Regions from separate parts of the Homo sapiens genome. Here region 1 is linked to region 2. A link is a loop called in an ENCODE intact Hi-C map of the cell type or tissue named here. Cell type or tissue: K562. All regions are shown on one strand. Each heading gives the region's core, and the rest is flanking DNA. Links, peaks and the distances in the headings are about the cores only. Region 1 overlaps LOC100996549 (a long non-coding RNA gene). Region 2 holds the start of LOC105373419 (a long non-coding RNA gene).

Region 1 (8,325 bases), core at 250-8,249, 110 kb before region 2:
AGAATCAGCTAGACCCTCCTCAGCCGTTTTCCTAAAACCAGCCACGATCCTTAGCTCCCCGCCTCTGCTTGCCCTCCCTGATAGCTTTGCCTTGGCTGTGAGCTCAGCACAGTTGCTGGTGGGGGACAGGAGTGGGAGTGAGTGGCACTGATGGGGGAGGCAGAGGCCCCATAGTCTGTGCTCCCAGCCAAGACCACAAATTCATGACCATTCCAGAGCTCCTCAGCTTCACCCCCACCTCAAGAGCCCCCCCGCTCCCATCCTGGAGCCTCCAGCACTGCCCAGTCCCTCCTGAGATCTGTGGATCTGCGGGCTCAGCAGCCGCCCACACGGAGCTCGCCTGCAGTGCTGCCTCTCTGGCTGTCATCTCCATGGCAACGCCCACCACCCCCGCTCAGGGCCACTGTGCTCTGCGCACCTGAGCCTGACCTTCCTTTCCAGCTGCCCATTTGAGTGCGGGGGGGACACCCACGCACCTGCTCAGGCCAAGACTCAGAGCCCACTCACATGCCTGCCCCCACCCACAGGTCAGAGTGGCAGCATGTGGGCATACACAGGTGTGTGTGGGGGGGGGCATGGGTGTTAAACACACCAACACCTCATTCGAGTCCTTGAGCTTCTGTGAGAGTCTCTGGCACCTGGGGGCCGCCAGCGATGACTAAATGTGTGTGGTATCTGTGTCCCCGGTATGGGTTTGCTTTTGTCAGTGTGCCTGTGCCTCTTGGGGCCTGTGGTGCTTCCTGAGTGTCTGTCTGTATCCCTGGCAGAGTGGCGGAGGCACGGGGGCACCTCCCTGTGTTTGTCAGAGAGGCGGGATGGCAGCCCCTTTTTTTCCACTTCCCCAACGACAGGAACATGACCTGGCTTTGGCCCACTTTCTAGGGACATCCAGGCCCAGCAGTGGCTGAAGGAGACGACTTGGGAGCCATCTTTGCTGGGCTCTCCTCAGGGCAAACAGCTCACCAAGGGCACAATGAGCTTTGGCCCTGGGATCCACGGCATTTTCTCCCAAGGCGCTACCCTGATTCCATTTTCCTAATCAACGAAGGGGAGCCACAGAGGGCCACGGGCAGCACTACAGGGTGCAAGAAGCGTCGTCTCATTCTGTTAACAGCTGGCCGTGCCCCCTTGCACGGGACACAGCTTCCCTGCCTGGTAATGATTCCTTATGAACTCCAGTTCCGACTGTCCAGAAGTCCATCAAATGGTGATTGGCTAAATACTCAGTTCTTTTGACACGAGCCGCCTCCTCTCATCCTCATAATGGCCTCAGCCTCGTGGGCTGTCTCATTCTCCCCAGCTGAGAAGGAGGGAGCCGAAGTGCTGAGGAGTGAGGCCGCAGGGGACGCTGTGGAGACAGGATTCAGCTCCCAAGCCTTTGCTCTTCTCCTGCCTGCTCCCTCCAGCGCTCTGCTCACCTGCCTCTCGGGCCAGATTGGGCCCTCTGTGCTGGCTGCTGCCGCCCAGCCAAACCCCTCCCAATCGCCCTCAGCCACCAAGGCCAGGTGTTGGGGCAGGGAGGGGTGAGCAGTGGCGAAGGGCACCAGCTGCTGTGCTGGGAGGCCCCTGCTTGCCCTTTGCTACCGACAGGGCTTGAGATCAAGGGGAAAGTATCAGAAGGGAAAGGCAAAAGGCAGGCAAAGCTGTCCGGCTCCTCCTGGCTGGTGGGGAATGATGCATTGAGTTCTGAGATCAAGGGCTTCATTAGGGATCAGGCCAGGCATGTAGGACAACATAAGACCAAGGTCCTCAGAGTTGGATTCAAGGAGGTGGGAAAGAGAAGGAGGGGAGCCCCGGCTGACAGGTACAGGGACTGGGGTTCAGAGGCCGGCTCTCCTGTTCCACGAGGAGCACAAGGTGTGTGTATTCACGCATGCGTTCACACAAAAAGGGGAACTCGTCAAGTCCAACTCACTCACAGATACCCTCTGCAATGTCAGAACAATAACCGAGGCACGACCTTGCGTCGAGAGCTCAGGGTGGGAGGGACCGATCCTTCCCTAGGGGATGGGGGAGCCACAGACCAGGGAGGTCAGAAGAGGAGGGAGCACGCGAGCTACTTGTGGACGTGGTGGGGGACCTGGAGGGTCCACACACCGGGGCAGAGAGCTCCAGGCTGAAGGACGGCACAAGCAGAGGCAGGGGGCTGACAGAGCTGAGGCAGGTGGGTGAGAGGGGACCTGGCTCTGAAGCACAAGCAGAGCTTCTCAGATCTCGGGGACCTTCCTGACTCAGCAGAGTTGGGGGGCCTGAGCCTCTGCATTTCTAACAGGCTCTCAGGTGATGCTGATGTGCTGGTTTAGGGACCACACTTTGAGCTGCAAGGGTGTGGGCTGAGATGTCAGACTGTCTGGGTTTGAATTTGGATCTGTCCCCTGTTGTCTGTGCTAGTGGGCAAGTGATGACCTCCTCCTCCTGCCTGAGTTCCCTCACTTATAATATGCAGATAATCATAATAATAATGCTTACTTCAAGGGGGTGATTGTGGGGACGAAGAGGCAAATACAGTTGACTTTTGAACAACAGCGGGGATTAGGGGACACTGGCCCCCACCCCCATGGAGTTGAATATCCATGTGAAGGCTGGCGCAGTGGTTCACACCTGTAATCCCAGCACTTTGGGAGGCTGAGGTGAGAGGATCACTTGAGCCCAGGAGTTGAAGACCAGCCTAGGCAACATAGGGAGACCCTGTCTCTACAAACAGTAGAATAAAAACACTCTGGTATGGTGGCATGCGCCTGTAGTTCCAGCTTCTCAGGAGGTTGAGGTGAGAGAATTGCTTGAGCCCAGAAGGTCGAGGCTGCAGGGGGCCATGATTATGCCACTGCTCTCCAGCCCGGGTGACAGAGGGAGACCCTGTCTCAAAAAAAAAAAAAATCCATATATAACCTTAGACTCCCCCGAAAGTTAACTAATAGCCTACTGTTGACTACAAACCTTACTGATAACATAAACAGTTGATTAATACATACTTTATACAGTATATATAATATATATACACCGTATTCTTACAATACAGTAAGTTAGAGAGGAGAAAATGTTATTAAGAAAATCATCAGGAAGAGAAAACATGCTCACCATTCATTAAGGGGAAGTAGATTCATCTTTGCTGTGTTCATATTGAGTAGGCTGAGGAGGGGGAGGAAGAGGAGGGGTTGGTCTTGCTGTCTCAGGGGTGGCAGAGGCAGAAGAGGTAGAGGAGATGGGAGGGGAGGCAGGGAGGGGAGGCAGGAAGGGCGAGTGTATAGTATAACATTGATGGAGAAAAATCTGTGCATAAGTGGACCCGTATTGTTCAAGGGTCAACTGTGTATGTAAAAACACTCAGATCAGGGCTTGAGAAATGTGTTATTGTTCTAAAACGCTAGGCTGAAGAAGACCTGCTTTTTGGCTGAGGAATGGGTCACTGTTGAGTTTTAAGCAGGGCAGTGATGCAAGCAAAGTCTCCTTTAAAAGAATGTCTGTGGACAGTGTTGGGAACCGAGTGGGAGGTGGGGGACAAGCCTGGGAGGTGTGAACAAGTCAGGGCCCTGCTCCAGGAGCGGGAGGAAGCAACAAGCCTGGGCCACGGGGGCAGGGCTGGTGGAGTACAGACACTGCTGGCTCAGCTCTAACTGGAGTGGGCCCAGGGCTGGCCGGCCGCTCTGCACCCTATAGGGAACCTTCTGGGCTGGGGAGGGAGCCCCCGCCTGCGGGGCTGCTGCTGCGTGGTCACTGTGCTGACATGCCCAGCCTGGGGGCAGGTTTCTGCGGCTTGCTGGGCCCTGCACCATTTCCCAGTCCTCAGCCTCCTGGGCCTGCAGCCTCAGGTCGGCCCAGCTCAACTCTCCTGCCAGGAGCTTCCCCGACTTCCTCAGAAGAGAAGAAATCTTCCTCTGAGGTGCCCTGGTGTGTGAGCGTGTGTGCATGTGGGTGTGTAGAGGCAGGTGTGTGTGTACAGATGTGAGGGTATGTGCACACATAAGCATATGTACATGTGTGAGGGTGTATACGTGTGTGAGGATGTGCACACACGTAACAGTACACACCCTTACACATGCACACACAAGGCCCCCGTGTGCCCCAGCTGCCGGCCCATATTCACTCTTTGAGGAGAGGCTCTGTAGTGTTCAGACTTAATTTCTAGGAAATTACTTCCCTGTCTGCCTGTGGACTTTGAATTGAGAGATTCCAGTTCGCCAGGCAAGCCCAGCATGTGACCCTCTGCAAGGCAACAGCCCCTGTGTCCTTTAGGGGGTGCACTTACTCATATGTCCTCCCGCCCCCTCTAGGTTCCCACCAGAGGTAGGGACAGTCAGGGAGGGCCACATACTCTTGGCAGGCCACTGTGGGCACTGCCCTTCACTCAGAGAAAGCTTCCTTTGCTGCTTCCATTGGGGTGATTTCCTAAATGAGGGACTGCTTGGGAGGAGGAGTTCAAGGCAAACGTTCTACTCCTGGGATTTCTGAAACATCTGTTAGAGGGTCACTTCTCAGTCTACAGAAGATAGGGAAAATGCCACTTCACACCAACCCCAGAACCATGGGCTGGGGTTGGATGTGTCCAACCACCTCTGTTCAGGAGGTTCACCTACCCAACGTGCGGCCACCCAGCCTCTGCTAAAACTCCTGCCTGTTGGCTGCCTCTTCCCAGGAAACCCCATCCACTAGCAGATACCTGCTAGAAAAAAACTTGCCAAAATTTGCATTCAGGCATCTTTCATTTGTTTGTCCTAGTTCTGACCTTGGTTCTCCACACCCTATATGACAAATGTGTCTTTCTGCCAAATCTTCTTCCCTTCTTCTGCCAAAATTTATCTAATTCTTTCAGCCCTTGAGTGTAGAGCCTGATTTTACTGTCCAGGGGACTTCTTCAGGCATCCTACTGTTTGCTGAGGTCACACCAAAACTGTCACCCTCCAAATGTGGTCTTTCCCCCAATTTGGGGCTTGATTCTTCTGCAGCCTGTTGACTCTGTTGAACTTTGAGTCAACTGGAGACCAAGACTGCAGATCTTCTGTCTGCTGGCTTCACTGGGACCTTCTCAGCTGCAATGAACACAGATGCCAGGCTGAGGGATTGTATTCTCATGATATGGACTTTCTGAATAAGGGGGCAGAAATGTGACTGGGCTTCAGGAACAAATGAAGCAGGGTTCTAGTTGCCTCTCTTTTCTCTTGCTTTTCTCTGCACCTTCCTTCTCGCTGAGTCTGTCTCCCAGCCAGCCTCCTCCACTTCGGGGTCACAAGACAAAACACAGCCACAGTGTCTCCGTAGCTGATGTGCTATGCTCAAGCCACCTGGAGACGCCTGGAATCTGTAAGCCCCAATTCCAAAATCATCAGGAAGGTTCTCTGGCCCAGTTCGGGTCTCTTGCCCACCTTGCACCAATGAGCCACCTGCTGTGGTTGTGGCTGCTGAGTAAAACTGGGAGAAACACGCTCATCTGTGCAAACCCAAACAATGGACTCAGAGGACAAAGAACAGCAAAAGTGAGACTTTTAATAGAGGTCTTGCAAGATCGGGTGGCCAGTAGGCAGGCACATCTGGGGCAGCTACAGCAGGTAATTTATCTCCTAGCACACAAGTCCCTCCCCCAGTTCCTCATGGTTGAGTACTGTGGGGTGACAATCTTCCTGGATGTTGCCTAAGTGCCATTATCCCCCTTATAAGGTTATACCCTGTCCTCTTCCCCTCTTAAGTTTCAATTTCCCAATAATAGAACTTTCTTCCCTTTTATGGGCTGACCCCTCTTCTACATTCTGTTTGTTTATCAAGACCTTCCAGGTGCATGAGCTGTGCCATTTGTTACATTCACGGGCTGGCTGCCAGTGCTTAGATTTATCATGCCTTGAAAGTGGACCATTTAAAATGTTTTCTGACAAAACCCTATGCAGACAGGGGTAGGTAAGAAGAAGCTTCCAGGGAAGCATTGCTGGGCAATCTTGAATCTTGATTACTTTGTCCAAACAATGTATTACCCTTTCCAGTTCTGTGTCTTTTGCCAATTTGTTGAGTGGTCTGCATGCTACACCTTCATCTTGGCTATCAGCAAAAATGTTGAATAGAACAGAGTTGAGGAGAGATCTTCTACCCCTCACTTAACATTTCCTACCAGGGGGACATGTGTCTGCTAAGTAAACCATTTGATAATGATTAGTCAGACTACAGAGCCCTGCTTAGCTGGCGATAATACAGCCATAATGACACAGGGCAGTGTGGAAATGACGTGGCACTATGGAAAATGCTTAGCATGTAGCAACGGAAAAAAGTGGCATACAAAATTAAATCATGAATATACAGGGGAAAAAAGAGAGGCTAGAAATATTTTTAAAAGACAGGTAACATGAACTATATTTAGGTAGCACAGCAGGCAGAATTCTGAAAGAGGGCTGCTTATGGGTTTTGGCCAGCCTGGATGAGATAACCTTGACTCCAGCTGGCAGGACGAGCCGCCTGTGCAGAGATCTGTCTCTTACAGCACCTGCAGGGATTCGCTGGGAATAACTGCACGCAAGCCCAGGAGGAGGCATAGGTAGAGTTAACATGGCCATGAATGTGTACAAGGTGCTAGGAATGGAATAGAGTGAGTTTGGTTATTAATTCCTGCAATTCCCTTCCAAAGCACCAAAGGCAAGGCAGCCAGTGTGGTAAAGGGAGTATTTTCCATCCTGTCTGCAGCCCTGTGCTGCTCAGCCAAATCTCGCTGACCCCTTCCCTGGGGTGTTTCATTCTCCTCATGTCCAGGGCCCTAGCGAGCCCACAGGGTCTGTCTGTGTGACTTAGAGAAGGATGCCCCTTCTGGACAGACGCAACACCATGGGCACACAGTGTGGTGAGCGGCAGGCATGCTGGAATCTAGCCCTCGCTCACCTTTCAGCTGGATGTCCTTGCACAGTGGACAACATGCACAACCGTATGTGCTGGCCCTGCCCATGTACCACACGATCTGCTCAGAAAACCTGGAAAATGCCTGATCCTGGCACAAAGCACAGCCCTTTAGTCCCAGTTCTTCGCCAGGTGATTTCCTCCAGGCCTTAGTCTTCCCGGACAAGGCCTTAGGCTTTAACAGTGGGGAAGGCCTTCTGGTGCTGCAGCCCCTGGGCGACTGCTCTCTGGGGTGAGGGCCCAGCCAGCAAGCCCATGACCATAGGACTGAGGACATCCCTTCCCCTGTACCCACCTTAGTCACCTCCCACCCGGCACTAGTGGGTCCTCACCAATTTTATTTGAATTGAGCCTAGTTCATTCTGGAGGTTGAGACTAAACATCCTTATTGAGCAGGTGTCTTGGAGACCCCCGAAGGCCACAGGCTTATTTTTGCCCCAAGAGTGCAGTAAGATCCTAAAATTGAAGTGATCTTTCTTGCCCTCCTAGACTGACTAAAAGTCCTGGTGGAGACAGGCTGAGGAGTCCTGCACTTACGTCTGAATGTTCTGTTAGTTGGGTTTTCACATTCAGAGTACACTGTGGAGATAATCACCTTCTAGCTTTCTGGAAACTTCCTAGGTTTACTCCCTGGTGCATTGCTCCTCCAAGTTATAATTCTAGAAACTCATTCCTTTGCCTTTGGCAATAATAACCCAGATCCCGGGACTCCAAATGGAAAAGAACAGGCTGCATTTCCAGACTTCTGGTGTGGAGGGGGAAGCCAGACAGAATCATTCTGGCTGTGAGCTGCAGCGGTGCTGTCCATGCCAGGCCAAATGCATCAATCCCTAATGATGACTTGAAGCGTTATTAGGATCCAGGTGACCTCGTCATCACAATCCTCTCTGAGCGGTAAAACTGGAAAAAAAAAATAAGGCAGATTGTGCTTGGGACTAGGGAGCCCCTGAGACGAGTTACACCCAGCACTTCCAATGTCTGGGAGCCCCCAGGAAGCACCCTTTGGAGAAAGCGTAAGTCAGTTCCCTAAAAGGAACTAAAGATGTGTTCCATCCCACTGTGCAAACCAAATTAATGCTGCATGCTGAAGGCCTTCCTTGCCAAGATAGAGGTGGATTTCTATTAGTCACTGAGGGCCATTTGCCTGGATGCAAATGGCCTTGCTGAGCTGGTGCGATGTCCAGCTGGGGGTTTTGGGGAGCAGTCAGCCCCGTGCATGTGTATTTAATAGTCATCAGGGCTTTCTCTTTTGGCTTCGAGGCTAAGCTTATTATCCAAGGAACAAATGGAATATGAAGGCTGCCTCAGCACCGCCAGAGCCCATTAGGAGATGTGCTATGAAGCAAAGGCGGCGCGTTGACAGGGCTGCAGAGAAAGAACTTGGAAGCAGAGGCAGGAAAGGGAGGGCGGCTTCCGTCCCAGCATCCCTGAAATGGCTTGCTGTGAGTTCAGCAAGCC
Region 2 (8,325 bases), core at 277-8,276:
TCTAAGTTCAAAGCAGAGGCTCTGTCCCACCTACCACTGTGGCCACCACGGTGCTCTGTCATAATGGAACCTCAACAGACCTGTCAGGACATCATGTCCAAGATCAATAATCAATAGCATGACAGCATCAGTATTCATCTTGGCCTTTGTCAGCCTCCAAGGTTTCCCGCCTCATCCCACAGCTGCCTCCACCTATTAATAAGGTCTCTCCTCCCTCAGCCCATTTCCTACACAGAAGTGGAAATCCCAGGTAGGCACACTGGCTCACACTTGGCAATCCCAGCACTTTGGGAGGCCGAGGCAGGAGGATCACTTAAATTCAGGAGTTCAAGACCAGTCTGGGCAACATAGTGAGACCCTGTCTCTATAAAAAATAAAAATAAAAAAGTATCCAAGTGCAGTGGTGCATACCTGTAGTCCTAACTACTCGGGAGGCCAAGGCAGGAGGATCGCTTGAGGCCAGGAGGTCAAGGCTGCAGTAAGCCATGTTTGTGCCACTGCACTCCAGCCTGGGCAACAGAGTGAGGCCTTGTCTCTGGGGGGAAACCCTAGAGGCCCACCACAGTCCCAGCCCCTTCCAGGCAGGCCTGAAAGGAACGGCAACCACAGAGCCACGGATGGTTCCAGAGGGCTGCAGCAGCGGAACAGCAAGCCCCACTGCCCTGTGTTCCGAATTGGTCACAGCCGTGTCCGTTCGTGTTGTGGCCCTGGCCAAGGCTGTGGTCATTGCCCAGTTCTCAGCTCCTGTTTATTTCCCACGCCTGTCTCTGCAGCCCTCTGGCAAGTCTAAGGGCTACCCAATATACTGTCAATAAATCTCTTTTCTATGTCAACTAGCCTGAGTCTGTTTCTGTTTCTGTTGTTTGCAGAGACAACAGAAACAGACTAGTTCAATCCTCATTTTCTATTCCTATCAAAGTCTGTCCAAGAGAGAACTGAAAATCTATTTCCACTGAGGCAGAAAAGTACTCTCTCTCATTCATACAAAGCTTTACTACATACAATATTCTTTTTTCATTATGCATGCTGTCTTTTGATTTGTCAAGTCGAAGCATTATAACTTACCTATATGTATTATGTTCAACTAAAAGATAAGAAAAATAGGGCCCAGAGTGGCTCAGTGAATGATCCAGGGTCACACAGTAAATCATCGAGTCTTCTAATTCGAAATTCCGAGCTATCTTCACTTATCAGGCTACCTCCCACTTCAACAGGCTCGATTTCAGGCATTGCAGGATGGCAGGAAACTAACTGGGGGTAGGGAGAGGGAATACAGAATGGGGGAGGCTTCTCAGATGGAGAAATTAGAAGGAGTAGGCATATAGAACAAGCAGTGATTTCTGCCAGTTGAGGGGGAAAGAAGTCTTGGAGACACATTCACATGCATACACTCACACACTCACACTCACACACACTCACCCGGCTTACACGCCCTCTCTGCTTTTCCATTACGATGTGCTAAGCCTCCCATGAATTGGTGAGCAGCCACCCAGTCCGGCAAAGCACACCTTTGATGAGCTTCTATTTCTGTGACACTAAGTATTCCATCCTGTGGACTTGAAAACCTAACACCCTCAGTTGAAATGACTCACACATTGAGACCCTGGTGAGGTAGAGGGAACGAGTTTGGTATGAGGGCAGCCAGACCCCCGCCTCCTGCTGCTGAACGACCCTCGCGCTACCTGCAGGCGGGAATTCAACCAGCTTTGGAAAGGTTCAGACATAAATGCAGGGAGCAGCCCCGAACAGGTGACAAAGAAACGTGAGAGGTAGGCCCCTGACTGTGTGAGGCAGACCCCTAGCATTGTAAGGCTGAAATCACAGAAGACGAGTAGAGGCCCCTCCCACAGATCCACTGCCACTGACGGAATAGCGGGCTCCGCCGGGCCCACGCAACACAGTGGGAAGCACACAGCAGTGCCGGAGACGCCAACGTGCCAAAACGAGAAAGCGAGGAAGCTGCATCCAGCTGAGCTCTGGAGCTAACCATGATTTATTAGACACAGGAAGGTGTCTTAGCTTGGGTTCCATCGAGAGAAGAGCCTGGGACCGGGATTTGGGAGCAGGTCATTTATTTGGGAGATGGTCTCAGGAAGGAGTGTGGGAGGGTGAAAACCCAGAAGAAAAGACAATGAGTGTGTGTTACTGACAAAGGGTGGGCACCCTGTTTTAATACATGAATGATGAAGATTAAGTATAATGTATGGTAATAAATAATAATAATAATAAAGGCCCACAAAGGATGGTTACTATTGTGGGTAATAGAGGCTCAGTCTTGCTGGGGATCCTCTGAAGAACCATGCAGAATGTACCTCAGAGTTATCCGACCAGAGGATGGGGAAGTTGGAGAATGTAGGTACCACTGGGTTTTTTGTTTGTGTGTGTGTGTGTGTGTGTTTTTGAGATGGAGTCTCGCTCTGTTGCCCAGGCTGGAGTGCAGTGGCACCATCTCTGCTCATTGCAACCTCCACCTCCTGGGTTCAAACGATTCTCCTGCCTCAGCCTCCCAAGTAGCTGGGATTACAAGGATGTGCCACCACGCCTGGCTAAATTTTGTATTTTTAGTAGAGACAGGGTTTCACCATGTTGGCCAGGCTGGTCTCAAACTCCTGGCCTCAAGTGATCTACCCACCTTGGCCTCTCAAAGTGCTGGGATTACAGGTGTGAGCCACCATGCTCAGCCCCATTGGATTTTTCTTTTTGTTTTTTTTTGTTCTTTGTTTTGTTTTGAGACAGAGTCTCACTCTGTGGCCCAGGCTGGAATGCAGTGGTGCAATCACCGCTCATTGCAGCCTCAACTTCCTGGGCTCAAAGGATCCTCCTGCCTCAGCCTCCTGAGTAGCTGGGACTACCGGCACATGCCACCATGCCCAGCTAATTTTTAATTTTTTTTGTAAAGGCAAGGTCTTATTATGTTGCCCAGGCTGGTCTGGAACTCTTGAGTTCAAGTGATCCTCCCACCTCGGCCTCCTAAAGTCTGGGATTACAGGCATGAGCCGCTGTGCCCAGCCATTTCATTGGTTAATGGTTGTCCTGGGAGCGTTAGTCCTTCCCCCATTACCTCCCTCTCCCGACGAACACACACGATGTTCAGGAGAAAACCATGAGTCAGTGAAGCAGAATAACAGCTGCAGTGCTTAACGTGGGGCCACAATTTCCAGAATGTAAGCAATGCTGAAACCAGGCATGCCCAGGCAGTGTGGCATGCAAACCTCTGCTACCCCGGGATGGAGGAGTGTGCTCAATGTCACCGTGGGGATGCCATCAGCCAAATCCAAACAACTGTGGAAAATGTCTGCAGGACTCATGGCCTGGTTTCTTCCACAATTAAATGGCATTTAAAAAAACAAAAACAAAAAAAAGAAGGGGAACAGACATAAGAAACATACCCATCCAACACCACACTTACTCTTTTAAGGATCCTAATTTGAACAAACCAACAGTAAAAAGACTGTTTTGAGACAACTGAGGAAAACGGAATGTGGCCTACATGTGGGATAATATTAAGAAACTTATTGGCTGGGCGCAGTGGCTCATGCCTGTAATCTCAGCACTTTGAGAGGCCAAGATGGGAAGATCACTGGAGCCCAGGAGTTTGAGAACAGCTTGGACAACGTAGGGAGACCCTGTCTCTACAAAAAATTTAAAAATTAGCTGGGCGTGGTGGCATGTGCCTGTGGTCCCAGCTACTCAGAAGACTGAGGTGGGAGGATTGCTTAAGCCCAGGAGGTCGAGGTTGCAGCGAGCTGTGATGCTCCAGCCTAGGCGACAGAGCAAGACGCCATTTCCCCCCACCCACCCCCCTCAAAAAAGAAAAAGAAATATATTCTGTTAGGTCTGAGAATGGCATGTAGTTGAGTTTGTTTTTTTGAAGTCCTTTCCTATTAGAAATCTATACTGAAATCTTGATGGATGAAATTACATGATGACTGAGATTTGCTTTAAAAGACTCTAGCAAAAAAAAAAATGTTGGTGCGAGTGTAGATGAACTAAAAATAGCAAAATGATGATCATTGTTGAAGCTGGGTGGTAGGTATAATATGGTAGTATGCAATTTTCTCTACTTTTATGAGAAATGTCTATAAACAAGGTTACATTTGGGAAAAAAAAGGAAAGCAATAATAGGCTCCAGGAGGCATCATCTATCCACTGCTCGTTTACTGAGTAGCTTTTTTGCGTGTTCAAAGATGAGTGAGACAATCTCTACCCTCTGTGAGCAGAAGGTGGAGGGACAAAGAGGAGTTAAGTCCTCAAGCCTTGCGTGCAGTTAAGAAACAATACCACACCACCCCTGGAGGCCACCTCGCAGCAGTGATTAACCAACTTCCATGGCAGTAACATTGACAGTGAGTGCTGGATGGAGTCTGCACTGGAGAAGAGAGAAAAGGTGTGGGGCTTCACACCTTCCCCCATTCTGGAGCCTACAGCTTAATCGCCTGTATTAAAACCTTCCTTCTAAACCCTCATTTTTATAAAATCCAATTTGATTTCTGATTCTTAACATTCCTGTACGTTCAGTCAGCTAATACACTTAAATACTGTTATTAGTGTTTTGAGAACTCCTAGAAGAAGCAGAATTGGGTGGTTAGGGGTTGAACAGAGAGGCAGGAGAGAAGTAGAAACTTTGTTTTGGGAAGGCTGGAAGTGGGAAAGTTAGGTCAGAATTCCACAGGGCCTTGGCATCGGGCTCATGCCTAACAGGAAGGAGGAAGCAAGCTCTCAAGATGGGGTTAGGGTCCCATTAGTTTCTGCAAAGCTTTGCACAGAGTCATGTGGTACCCCCGGCCTGGGGCCAAGGGCACTGAGCAGGTTCTCCTGCAAGTGCCGTTCGAGCCAAAGTGATCAGGAAGAGCTTCTTCCATCAAGGACACCCAGGCAACTCTGTCTCTGATCCCCAGACTGAAAGGGGGGGAGTCATCACAGTTCAACTTAGTTAAACATTTTTGAACTTGACTGTGTGTCAGGCCACACACTGGCCCTGGAGCTACGGAGACCAAGTAGGCACTTTCTCTTTGTCAAGGTTCTTTGATTGTAAACAACAGAAGCGACCTCCGGATGTGAGAGAACTCACAGTCCTAATGGAAAAGCTGAAGAACCAAGCTTCAGAGAGGACAGACACCAGAGGAGCTCTGGGGACTTAGGGGACAGAAGCCATAGCATAGGCTCCAGTCATGTTCAGCCTTTTTGTCACCCCACTCAAATCCAGATACCGGGGAAGAGACTTCTAGAGGGACCATCAGAAGCATGCTTGGTGGCAGATGTGCTACCCCTCAATAAGAAAGGTGTTTTGTTTATTTGGTTTTTGTTTTGAGATGGAGTCTTGCTCTGTCTTCTAGGCTCACTGCAACCTCTGCCTCCCAGGCTCAAGTGATTTTCGTGCCTCAGCACCCCAAGTAGCTGGGACTACAGGCGTGCACCACCACACGCAGCTAATTTTTGTATTTTTAGCAGAGATGGGGTTTCGCCATGTTGGCCAGGATGGTCTCAAACTCCCGACCTCAAGTCTATCCGCCGATCTCGACCTCCTGAAGTGCTGGGATTACAGGCGTGAGCCACCGTGCGCAGCCAATAAGAAAGTTTTTAAAAAGGGAAGTCATTATCCACTCCTCTCAGTCAGATGCATTGGCTTCTGGCTGTCTGGGTTGTCTAGAAGCAGATTCCGTGCAGGCTGAGCACAGCAGGGAAAGGGCTCCGTTAGATGGGGGTTGAGTCTTTGTTTCACACTGACTCATCCCTGCATCCTGAGGCTGTTGACTGTGTAGACTCAGCCCTGGCATAGGTGAACTGGGGTCAGGCCTGTGGTTCTCACTTGTAAATCTGAGATAATCTATAAATGGTTTTCTCTCTGGTTTTCTTTCCCAGTAGAAGCGGTTCTTTTGTTTTGTTTCTTGTTCTTTGTTTTGTTTTTTTTGTTTTTTTTTGGAGACAGAGTCTCACACTGTCACCCAGGCTGGAGTGCAATGGTGCAATCTCGGCCCACTGCAACCTCCGCCTCCGGGTTCAAGCGATTCTCCTGCCTCAGCCTCCTGAGTAGATGGGACTATAAGCGCACGCCACCACGACCAGCTAATTTTTTATATTTTTAGCAGAGACAGTATTTCACTATGTTGGCCAGGCTGGTCTCGAACTCCTGACTTCATGATCTGCCCACCTCAGCCTCCTAAAGTGCTGGGATTACAGGCATGAGCCACCACACCCAGCCTAGTAGAAGCAGTTCTTACAGAAAAGTTTCTATTTGCAAGAGAGGTGACTCAAAACTTGATAATTGATTTTGTTTTGCTGTAAATGTCTTTAAACATTTTTAAAAACCCTCTAGAACTTTGGAGGGGGAGGCTTCCCTGCCTGGGGCTGCAGACTGTGGTGGGGGCTGCCAGTCACATCAGTGGGGGCTGGGCACACCCAGGACCCTCCAAGGGCTCATTTCTTACCCCAGGGTCAGGGTAAGCATCTTTGGTGACCACAGTCAAGGTGGGCTGGAGCCATAGGTTCTATTTTATTCTGAAACATGCCTGTGAAGTGCACCCGGCCTGGGGAGTTGGAATTACTCATGCCCAGTCAGTCAGCTACTGAAGATAAAAATCAGAACAAAAACTAAAGATGCTTGGGGTTGTGGCGTGGTTGAATAGCTAAGTCACACTTCATCTTCTTCCACTCTCAGCTCAAAGATCGAAGGAAGACCAGAGTCTGACAGTCATCGAGTCTGACGCACTCCCACTGCAGCAAAAGTTTGAATTCCCCTCTCCAGCATTCTGGCCACCGAGTGGTCCCTGCTGTCCTTGAGGGTCTTTGGTGACAAGGAACTCACCTTCCAGGGAAGCCTCTTCCACCCTGGGACAATTCAGATTATGAAAGGACACTCAGATACAGAGCTGAAACTCTCTACCTAATTGTTCCTTTTGGGTTTCACAGAAAAAAAGAAAAAAAAATTTTTTTTTGAGACAGGGTCTGGCTCTGTCACCCAGGCTGGAGTGCAGTGGCATGCTGTCAGCTCACTGCAACCTCCGCCTCTCTGGCTCAAGCAATTCTCGGGCCTCAGCCTCCCAAGCTGGGACTACAGGCACACCCCACCCCACCCAGCTGATTTGTTGTATTTTCAGTAGAGATGGGGTTTCGCCATGTTGGCCAGCCTGGTCTCGAACTCCTGGCCTCAAGTTGATCTGCCCACCTCAGCCTCCCAAAGTTCTGGGATTACAGTTGTGAGCCACCATGCCTGGCTGGGAAAAAATTTTTTTTGTTCTTCTTTCAATGGACAGTTCTTCGAATATCTGATAACAGTTTTCAGAGTCTCCTCCAAGCTATAGCCTCAGTCCTTCAGGTAACCCCTGTGACGTGTCTCGAACCTCCCCAGCAGCCCTAGTGGCTCCCTCTGCATGCAGTCCAGGCTGTCCCCATCTCTCTTAAAGCCTGTGAGCACAAAAGTCCAGTTTTCCGGGTAAGCAGCCTGTGGCTGCTAATACTGCATGGTGCTTGGCATCACGTAGGCAGCCATAGCACTGTGGAAGAAAGGAGAGAAGTGGAGTAGAGAAGACAGGAGGGAGAGTGGGAAAGAAAGGGAAGATGAAAGAAAAGGAAGGAGGGAGGGTAGATGGCTTTCAGCCAACATCTGCATGTCACTTCTAGCAGAGTTGCTGCTGTTGCCGTCTCCCCTGCCTGGGCTGGGCTGGACTGGGCTGTCCCAGACCCTGTCCCCAGATGCCCCCACAAACTTGCTGCTATTCAAAAGGCTGGCTCTCATGGAGTCCTCAGCATACCTGCTCCTGCTCCTTCTCCTGGAGAACTGGGCCCTGGAGAGAGCACAGCACACAGAGGCAGCTAGGAAAGCTGACAGCCTCCCCGCCCCATTCAGCACCGTACCCCAGTACTTAGAGCTGGGGCCCCAGGAGGGATGCAGAGGTCCAAGTTTGGGCTCCAGAAGCTGCTGGCCCAAGGCAGTCAGTGGCTGCTCTGGTTCCAGTTGTGTACACACTTCAGAACTCACCCCCAAGCTTCCACAGCACTTTCTAGGGCCAAGAGAAAACAGACAGGAAGATGTAGTGGAATGATGACCAGGTGCATTTTCACTAACAGGACACTTTCGTACTCATGATCTCATTCAGTCTCACTGGGACCTTTATCTTCTCATTTCACGTATATATAAGCAAAGGATCAGAGAGGCTTGCCCAAGGTTAATCTCAGTATCATTCAGAGAACTATAGTTCTATAGAGTCACACACACACAACGCAATCTCTATCTCACATCATTCTCTCCTCTCCCCAGTCCTAGTACATAGATGTTGTTCTTACTTTCAGAGATAGAAACTGACGACCAGAGATTTAGGTTAGCGG

The links. Peaks named below come from ENCODE experiments on the same cell type or tissue, not always from the same donor. Only the 100,000 strongest peaks of a DNase experiment are listed, where the experiment ranks them.
Region 1: it touches region 2 in a loop (2.5-fold over the local background); 5 of 110 quality-filtered maps call a loop at or near these places.

The regions. Positions count from the first base shown.
Region 1 is chr2:9,761,658-9,769,982 of GRCh38, reverse strand. The region is part of intron 2 of LOC100996549 (a long non-coding RNA gene); the gene reads left to right. Among named protein-coding and RNA genes, the nearest start is that of TAF1B, 78 kb to the left of the region's middle. RefSeq lists a silencer at 498-607 and enhancers at 3,660-4,210, 6,029-6,323. In K562, for the core only: CTCF peaks have their summits at 1,341 and 4,241 (motif pointing right); DNase peaks (open chromatin) are centred at 352, 1,332, 4,239 and 6,132.
Region 2 is chr2:9,653,932-9,662,256 of GRCh38, reverse strand. All of the region lies in intron 3 of LOC105373418 (a long non-coding RNA gene), which reads right to left. It overlaps LOC105373419 (a long non-coding RNA gene), which reads right to left and starts at 1,780. Exons shown (of 2, transcript XR_922779.2): 1 at 1,420-1,780; 2 at 974-1,251. RefSeq lists enhancers at 4,010-4,570, 5,299-5,468, 5,426-5,927, 5,979-6,078, 6,709-6,948 and 1 more. In K562, for the core only: a CTCF peak has its summit at 4,277; DNase peaks (open chromatin) are centred at 5,726 and 6,587; H3K27me3 peaks cover 1,388 bases.